2 separate regions of the Homo sapiens genome follow, and region 2 is linked to region 1. Evidence: chromatin contacts called from ENCODE Hi-C or POLR2A ChIA-PET data. All regions are on one chromosome and are shown on one strand. Each heading gives the region's core, a stretch centred on a gene start or an enhancer-like site at or near the end of the contact. The rest is flanking DNA. Distances are from core to core; before and after follow the strand shown. Region 1 overlaps LOC105378009 (a long non-coding RNA gene). Region 2 overlaps LOC101928277 (a long non-coding RNA gene).

Region 1 (3,806 bases), core at 606-3,105:
TTCACCACTACACTCCAGCCTGAGTGACAGTGCCCAAGACCCCATCCCTCATAAAAGAAATAAAAATTAAAAATTAAAATTAAATTTAAAGGCTGGGTGCTGTGGCTCACGTCTATAATCCCAGCCCTTTGGGAGGCCGAGGTGGGCGGATCATTTAAGGTCAGGAGTTCAAGACCAGCCTGGCCAACATGGTGAAACCCTGTCTCTACTAAAAATACAAAAAAATGAGCCAGACACGGTGGCACGTGCCTGTAATCCCAGCTACTTGGGAGGCTGAGGCAGGAGAATCGTTTGAACCCAGAAGGTGGAGGTTGCAGTGAGCAGAGATCGCACCGCTGCACTCCAGCCTGGGTAACAGAGTGAGACCCTGTCTCTAAATAAATAAATAAATAAATACATTTTCTTAAAAGGGAAAAAAAATATTTTTAAACTCTTTAATGAACAGTTACTAGCAAACATTGTATGTAAGCAATGTTTGCAAGCAGAAGCTACCATTTGTCAGCTATTAAGGTCAATGCAACCTTCCTAGGTGTTGGCCTTTCTGACATTCACTCCTTTACACTTAAGGGTGTAATGGGCTTTATCTCAATAATCCCTAGATCCTCTGAGGACAGGGCTATGTTCATTTTTAAATTTTTTTATGTTTATTTTTATAATTTTTTAAATTTTGAGATGGGAGTCTTGCTACGTTGCCCAGGCTGGTCTCGAACTCCTGGCCTGAAGTGATCTGTCCTCTTTGGCCTCCCAAAGTGCTGGGATTACAGGCATGAGCCACCATGCCCAGCCAACGGATGAGGCTATGTTCAAAGTCACTCTCTCAGCCTTTTCTGACCACCAATAGACCCAAAGTCCACATTTCTTAGCACGGCATAGATGCCTTCTGGGGCCTAATTTTGCCTACCTTTCTCTCCCAGCTCGTCTTCCTCCATAGTCTGCCTCAGACTTTCCTTGTGTATTTATTTGCAGGCATAATGTCATTTCACGTCTCTGTGACGTTGCCCTTCCTATTCACCCAACCACAGAACTCTTCCCCACCCTTCCGTCAATTTTGCTTGCCAACTCCCATTCATCCTCTGAGACTCAACCCAAGCCCCAGGGCAGGCTTCTCTGAACGTCCAGATTTGGAAGCTCCTCTCTGGTTCCCACTGCCTCTGCTTTCTCATCAGCACAACATTCATGTGTTGAAAACATTTATTTGCTACGCCCCACCTACTCCATCCTGAACCACTCTCTAAGCTTTTAGAGGACAGGATCCATGTCTTCATCTCATTAATGCCAAGCACAGTGCCTGTTACTATTCAATAAATGCTTGCTCAAATATATTATTTTGGTATTATCTAGCCCTGCTTGACTACCAGCAGACACACTTTCAATAAGTAACTGATGATTAATTTACTAAGAGATCATAATAAAAAAGTTTTTGCCAAATGCTCTTTATTTTAAGTGCGTTCAATAAATTTGCACAGATTGGAAAAAGGAAATGTCTTGGCTTAAAAAATTTTCTCTATGATGTGCACTGGTCTTTCATTTTGAATGCCGTTTTCGCAGACAGCAGGCCTGATATGGAATACCTGGGCGAAGGGCACGCTTTCCAGGCATTGCACTACAAATCCTAACTTCTTTCTCACGTATGCGAATGTGTGGCAAGTATGTATGTTGATAATTCCTAAGAAGTCTGTATTCTATTTTAATCAAACTGAATAGGAGTAGTCCTTTGTTAAAATGAATGAAATCTGCAGTTAGGCACTGGAATTCATTTCCAAGGGAGGGGTTCTCCAAGAAGCCTTGCTCCAACTCCACCCTGGCGCCTGCCCTAAGAGCGCCTGCCCAAGGCCAATGTGTCCACACCCCGGCCAGGAAAGGGTTGGGTCCCCTTCAAGGTTCAGCTGCAGCCCCTGGGGACAGGAGGCTACGACACCATTGGGCTAGTCCCAGGCTCTCTGCACAGCTTGAGGTTGGGTTTCTGGATCTCTGACGTTTTCAAACCTGGCACACTCTCCACATCCCCTGTAAACCGTAATACTACTATTTAGTGAGCTGTGATCAGACAGTTGCTGCACATTTGCATAATACCTACCCTCCTTGCACAGGTGGAGTAACTGAAACAATTTTTGAAATGATTTTCCCAAAGATGGTGCGTAGCCATCCTGGGGTAACACCCGGAGGAGCTGATTCCAGACCTGCACAGGTGATGAGCGATGTATTAAAGCTGTGCTAATCATTATAGATTTTAAGTTTTTCACATATATCACCTCGTTTTATACCCACCAAACCCCTATTAAGAAAAAGGTGTCCTCCTCTTACTGATGAGCAAATTGAGACAGAGAGACAAAGTGAAGGCTGGAGAGGGGCATGGCCAGTAACCATGTAGTGGGGTGGGGACAGAAACCCATGTCTTGTCTTGATTCAGAACTCTGTCTACCCCTTCTCTCTCTCTCTGTCTCTCTCACTCTCTCTCTCTCTCTCGCTCTCTCTCACGCACACGTGCAGACACACACATAGAAATGCTTCGCTCCTGGGGAAAAAGGGAAGGGACAGGTAGGAAGAGAATCTGTGAAGAACCAGAAGTGTGATTTACATAAGACAAGTTTTTCATAAATATGCCAGGCACCATAAGAAATAAATTATAAAATCAGGCCGGATGCAGCAGCTCATGCCTGTAATCCCAGCACTTTGAGAGGTCAAGGTGCGCAGATCAATTGAGGCCAGGAGTTTGAGACCAGCCTGGCCAACATGGTGAAACCCTGTCTCTGCTAAAAATACAAAAATCAGGCCGGGCTTGGTGGCTCATGCCTGTAATCCCAGCTACTCAGCAGGCTGAGGCAGGAGAATTACTTGAACCTGGGTGGCAGAGGTTGCAGTGAGCTGAAATGGTGCCACTGCACTCCAGCCTGTGGGACAGAGTGCGACTCTGTCTCAAAAAAGAAAAGAAAATAAAGAAATTATAAAATCACTCACTGATATTTGCATTACCAACTGAAGAGTCTGATAGGCCCCTAAGTTGGCTCACCGTAAAGATGGCTGAGTTTTCCCTTCGTTTCTATCCTAGTTTGCTCTGAAGTACAGACTACAAATATGATAAGACAAATGTGTTTGCAATTTTAAGCCATGCACAATGGTTTGCACCCGTAATCCCAGCTACGTGGGGGTCCAGGAGTTCCAGGCTATGTGAGCTATGATCCTGCCACTGCACTCCAGCCTGGGTGACAGAGCAAGACCCTGTCTCTTAATAAATAAAATAAAATATGTTTGCAATTTTAGCTCCATGAATAAAAGCATTCAAACTGAATTCTCCACTAACACCAGAAATTTGGCCTTAAATGAAGACTTACTGTCTCTTGCTGTGAAGTATGATATAATGTCTTAGATATATGAAGATCTCAAATGTCCACTTAGTTGAAGGCCCAACCGTTATTGTACTGTAGTAATAAGAGTGAGGCTGAGGAAAGAGTTTGAAGATAGCTCTTGTGAAATGAGCTACTGGTCTCATGAGACCTTTGCAGGAAGTGAAGTTCATAAGGAATGACTAAACCCTGCATAGAAAATGTTACCTTCATCCATGAAACAACATGGTTGGTTCTTATCACTCGCCCTAATGTGATAGCTGTTCATCCTGGATTAACATCACGTTGATTAATGGTGCCAGTTAAAAGTCAAGGCATGCTGAGTGTTGACCCCATGGAAGAATGCAAAGCTATGTATATTTAATAAGGGGCATTAGAAAGGGCGCAGGACACTGAAAAGAGTTTTCTTGACACTCTTGGTAATTAAGGATTTACATCAGCAGGAGGTCAAGTCATGACAAT
Region 2 (3,806 bases), core at 593-3,092, 480 kb before region 1:
CCATCATGCCAGGGGTTCCAGTCCAGCTTGTCCATTGTAGGAAGGCATTTGCAGTTGTAGAAAAAGAAAAATGGACTCATTGATTGGAGTGTTATTGTGAAATCATGCTGGAGTGGTGGGCTGTTTATTGAAAGGTGGATATAATTTTCTGAGCCTGATATTGGTGCCCTCCACAAATATGCGGATGCCACGTCGTGGAAGGGTTCATCAGGCTCTCCATCTCTCAGGGCCAGCATGTGACCCTGTGAAGTTGCTTATCCTTGACTGTCTTAAGTATCTAATGTTTGGCATGAGGCCTAGTTGGCATGGCTGCAATCTACTCAAGAACCCTATCCTAACATTTCATGAACTCAGTTCCTGCAGTCTCTATCAGCTGCGGCAGGGGATGGTGATATGGTTTGGCTCTGTGTCCCCACCCAAATCTCATTTCAGATTGTAATCCTCATAAGGGATTGTCGAGGGAGGACCAAGTGGGAGGTGATTGGGTCATGAGAGTGGTTTCCCCCATGCTGTTCTCATGATACTGCATGAATTCTCACGAGATCTGATGGTTTTATAAGTGTTTGACAGTTCCTCTTTCACACATGGTCTCTCTCTCCTGCCACTGTGTGAGGAAGGAGCCTGCATCCCTTTCTGCCATGATTGTAAGTTTCCTGAGGCCTCTCCAAGTCACGTGGAACTGTGAGTTAATTAAAACTCCACTGTTTATAAATTACCCAGTCTTGGGTAGTATCTTTATAGCAGTGTAAAAATGGACTAATACAGATGGCAAACTTTTTCTATACAGAGCCAGATAGAAAATATAGGTGTTATGGGGCACACTTCCTCTCTGGCAGCTACTCAATTCTGACATTGTAGTACAAAAGCAGCCATGGAGAATATGTAAATGAATGGCCATGGCTGTATTTTCATAAAACTTATTTACAAATTCAGGTGGTGAGCCATAATTTGCAGATACCTGAGATATCGTAATACCCCTTCTAAGATGCTCCTGAGACATGTACTAGCCAAACTCGAATGAAGTTTTGGGACCATATTTTGTACAGTTCAGCAGCCCGTATAATGGCATAGTGGCAGACAGAATCTCAGCTCTTCAGAACAGCAGCCCTGTCTAGGTCAATCAAAAATCCGGGATTCATCTCTTTATTCTTGTGCCTTAACAATTGTGGTTCCTTCTACCTCTTTTTTTCTTAGTCTCTATTTAAATACTACTTCCTCTAAGAGGCACTTTCTGATTTGGACTCTAGACTAGATTATTATTATTTTTTTTGCTCTGTCACCTGCAAGTTTCATAAGAACAGGACCATGATCATTGCCTAGCACAATGCCAGGCTCATGGTAGGTGTCCATTTATGTTCTGATTTTTTACAATTGTTCAGTTGAACTTGTTTCCCATGCATGTTTCTCCCCGAAGGTGGCTCTGATGAATGTGATCAGTTTTCCCTGGTAACGGCTCCTACCTTTTCACAGCCACCTGAGGTCCAACAGCTTTGCCATGTAGTGTACTTGCATCTAAGCCAGGGCTCTCAGCAGACCCAGAATCTCAGTCCAGTCAGACCCACCCTCTTTTCTAAATGTGTAGAGTTTTCACTTCTTATTTGTTAAGCAGTTAAAACCACAGAGCCAACACTCTCTCAGAAAGCCAAGTATGGAGACCAAGTTCTCCAGCTTGTGGGTTCCATGGTCATCTGGCTCTGTTGACAACAGACAGAGGTCCAGTGTGGATGTTGGAGATATAATCTGGGCTTCCAAGAGCAGTAGAGTCTGCAGAGGTGATTCAGAGAAGGGCAGGGTGCCAGGGTAGCTGGCTGCATGGGAACAGAAAGCTGGGGAGGCAGCCCAACTTCAGGTCATTCCCACCTCCCTGCGGTCAGCCTGGGCTACTACTTTTCTGGGAGAATTTGGAAAGGACACACCCATATCTATGAGTTGACTCTTGAGCTGTGCCAAGGAGAAGCTGTATAAGTTTGGTTGTCCTTTGTGGTCTGGCAGCTTCAGAAGCATGACAGTCCATTTTGTTCCTTATCCCACTGGGTGTTCACTTGATGAATGATGAATGGAATGCTAGCCTTGACATGAAATACTGCAGTAACCACATTGGCCAGTGCACCACATCATATGATTTTAGCTTTTAGCTCTCTGTGAAATATCTGGCATTCATTTGGATAAAAATGTCAGCCCAGACACATATCTTGTATTATCTATTGCCAAGGCCTGGAAAATGGAGTAGAGTTTTGCAAGACCTGGCAATTGAATAAATATAGCTAATAAGAGAAACAAGAGCAGGAGTGGCTGGGTTGCCTTTTGAGTCAAGATTTTAGCAAGGAGATACTCTGCTTGTATAAGCAAAGCAGGAATAGGAAACACTGACCAATTTCGGAAACAACGTTCTTCCCCTCCCCCCTCTTTCCCCCTTCCCTCTCCTTCTTTTCTTTCTTTCCTTCTTTCATTTCTTAGAGACTGGGTCTGGTTCTGTCACCCAGGCTAGAGTGTAGTGGTGTGATCATAGCTCACTGTAGCCTTGAACTCCTGGGCTCAGGCCATCCTCCTACCTCAGCCTCCCAAGTAGCATGTGCTACCACACCTGGTTAATGTTTTTGTCTTTTTATTTTTGTGGAGATGGGGTCTCATTTTGTTGCCCAGGTTTATCTTGAACTCTAGCTTCAAGTAATCTCCCCCGCCTTGGCTTCCCAAAGTGTTGAGTTTACAGGCATGAACCACTGCACCTGACCTAGAAAGCTCTTACAAAGAAATGCTGACCGGGCGCGGTGGCTCATGCCTATAATCCCAGCACTTCAGGTGGCTGAGGTGGGTGGATCATGAGGTCAAGAGATTGAGACCATCCTGGCCAACATGGTGAAACCCTGTCTCTACTAAAAATACAACAATTAGCTGGGTGTGGTGGCACACCTGTAGTCCCAGCTACTCGGGAGGCTGAGGCAGGAGAATCACTTGAACCCAGAGGCAGAGGTTGTAGTGAGCCAAGATCGCACCACTGCACTCCAGCCTGGAGACAGAGCGAGATTCCATCTCAAAAAAGAAAGAAAGAAAGAAAGAAATGCTGGCCTCTAAATAACCAAGTTAGAGTTGGTTGCCATGATTGTCTTTTAATGACATCTACGTACTATCCTTTTCTGACATCAAAACCGACCCTGGCCGGGCGCAGTGGCTCACGCCTAAAATCCCAGCACTTTGGGAGGCCGAGGCGTGTGGATCACGAGGTCAGGAGATTGAGACCTTCCTGGCTAACATGGTGAAACCCCATCTCTGCTTAAAAAAAAAAAAAAAAAAAAATTAGCCAGGTGTGGTGGCGGGTGCCTGTAGTCCCAGCTACTCGGGAGGTTGAGGCCAGGGAATGGCATGAACCTGGGAGGCAGAGCTTGCAGTGAGCGGAGAGCTCACCACTGCACTCCAGCCTGGGTGACAGAGCAAGACTCCGTCTCAAAAAACAAAACAAAGCAAAACAAAAAAACTGACCCAATGGTCCCATAGACAGTTCTTTTTGATAAACATAGAAATTGACCTTTCTAGTCTTAAAGCTTGAAACTAATATTCGTTTTATCTGAGTTCCTTTCTTATGAAAGGACTTTCATACCTCTCAAAAAAAGTATCAAAGGACTGAAATTCACGAAGTCACCAGATCCAGACAATGAGATGCCTGACCCCTCATTCGTCATGATTTCTTCTTTGCCCCTCCCTAGTTCCTGTTTTCTTACACATTGTTACATTTTTCTCCCTGCTATATAAACCCACGTTTCAGTTGATAAGGGAAATGGATTTTTTTTTTTTTTTTTGAGATGGAGTCT

What was found. Hi-C counts contacts between places; a loop is a spot of excess contacts on that map. ChIA-PET counts read pairs that join two places held with the same protein, here RNA polymerase II (POLR2A). Pooled maps may share reads with other maps.
Region 2: a map of psoas muscle shows a loop between it and region 1 (2.4-fold over the local background). The contact joins two enhancer-like sites. A Hi-C loop is called at or near these places in 3 of 168 maps with a recorded cell type or tissue (cardiac septum, gastrocnemius medialis and psoas muscle) and 2 of 50 pooled maps. POLR2A ChIA-PET finds 5 or more read pairs at or near these places in 1 of 52 experiments (AG04450).

The regions. Positions count from the first base shown.
Region 1 is chr6:134,340,455-134,344,260 of GRCh38, reverse strand. All of the region lies in intron 1 of LOC105378009 (a long non-coding RNA gene), which reads left to right. Among named protein-coding and RNA genes, the nearest start is that of SGK1, 24 kb to the right of the region's middle. Within about 2 kb of position 1,855, at least 4 of the 41 ENCODE cell types and tissues checked have a DNase peak (open chromatin) inside an H3K27ac peak, as active enhancers do.
Region 2 is chr6:134,825,312-134,829,117 of GRCh38, reverse strand. The region is part of intron 2 of LOC101928277 (a long non-coding RNA gene); the gene reads left to right. Among named protein-coding and RNA genes, the nearest start is that of ALDH8A1, 120 kb to the left of the region's middle. Within about 2 kb of position 1,842, at least 13 of the 41 ENCODE cell types and tissues checked have a DNase peak (open chromatin) inside an H3K27ac peak, as active enhancers do.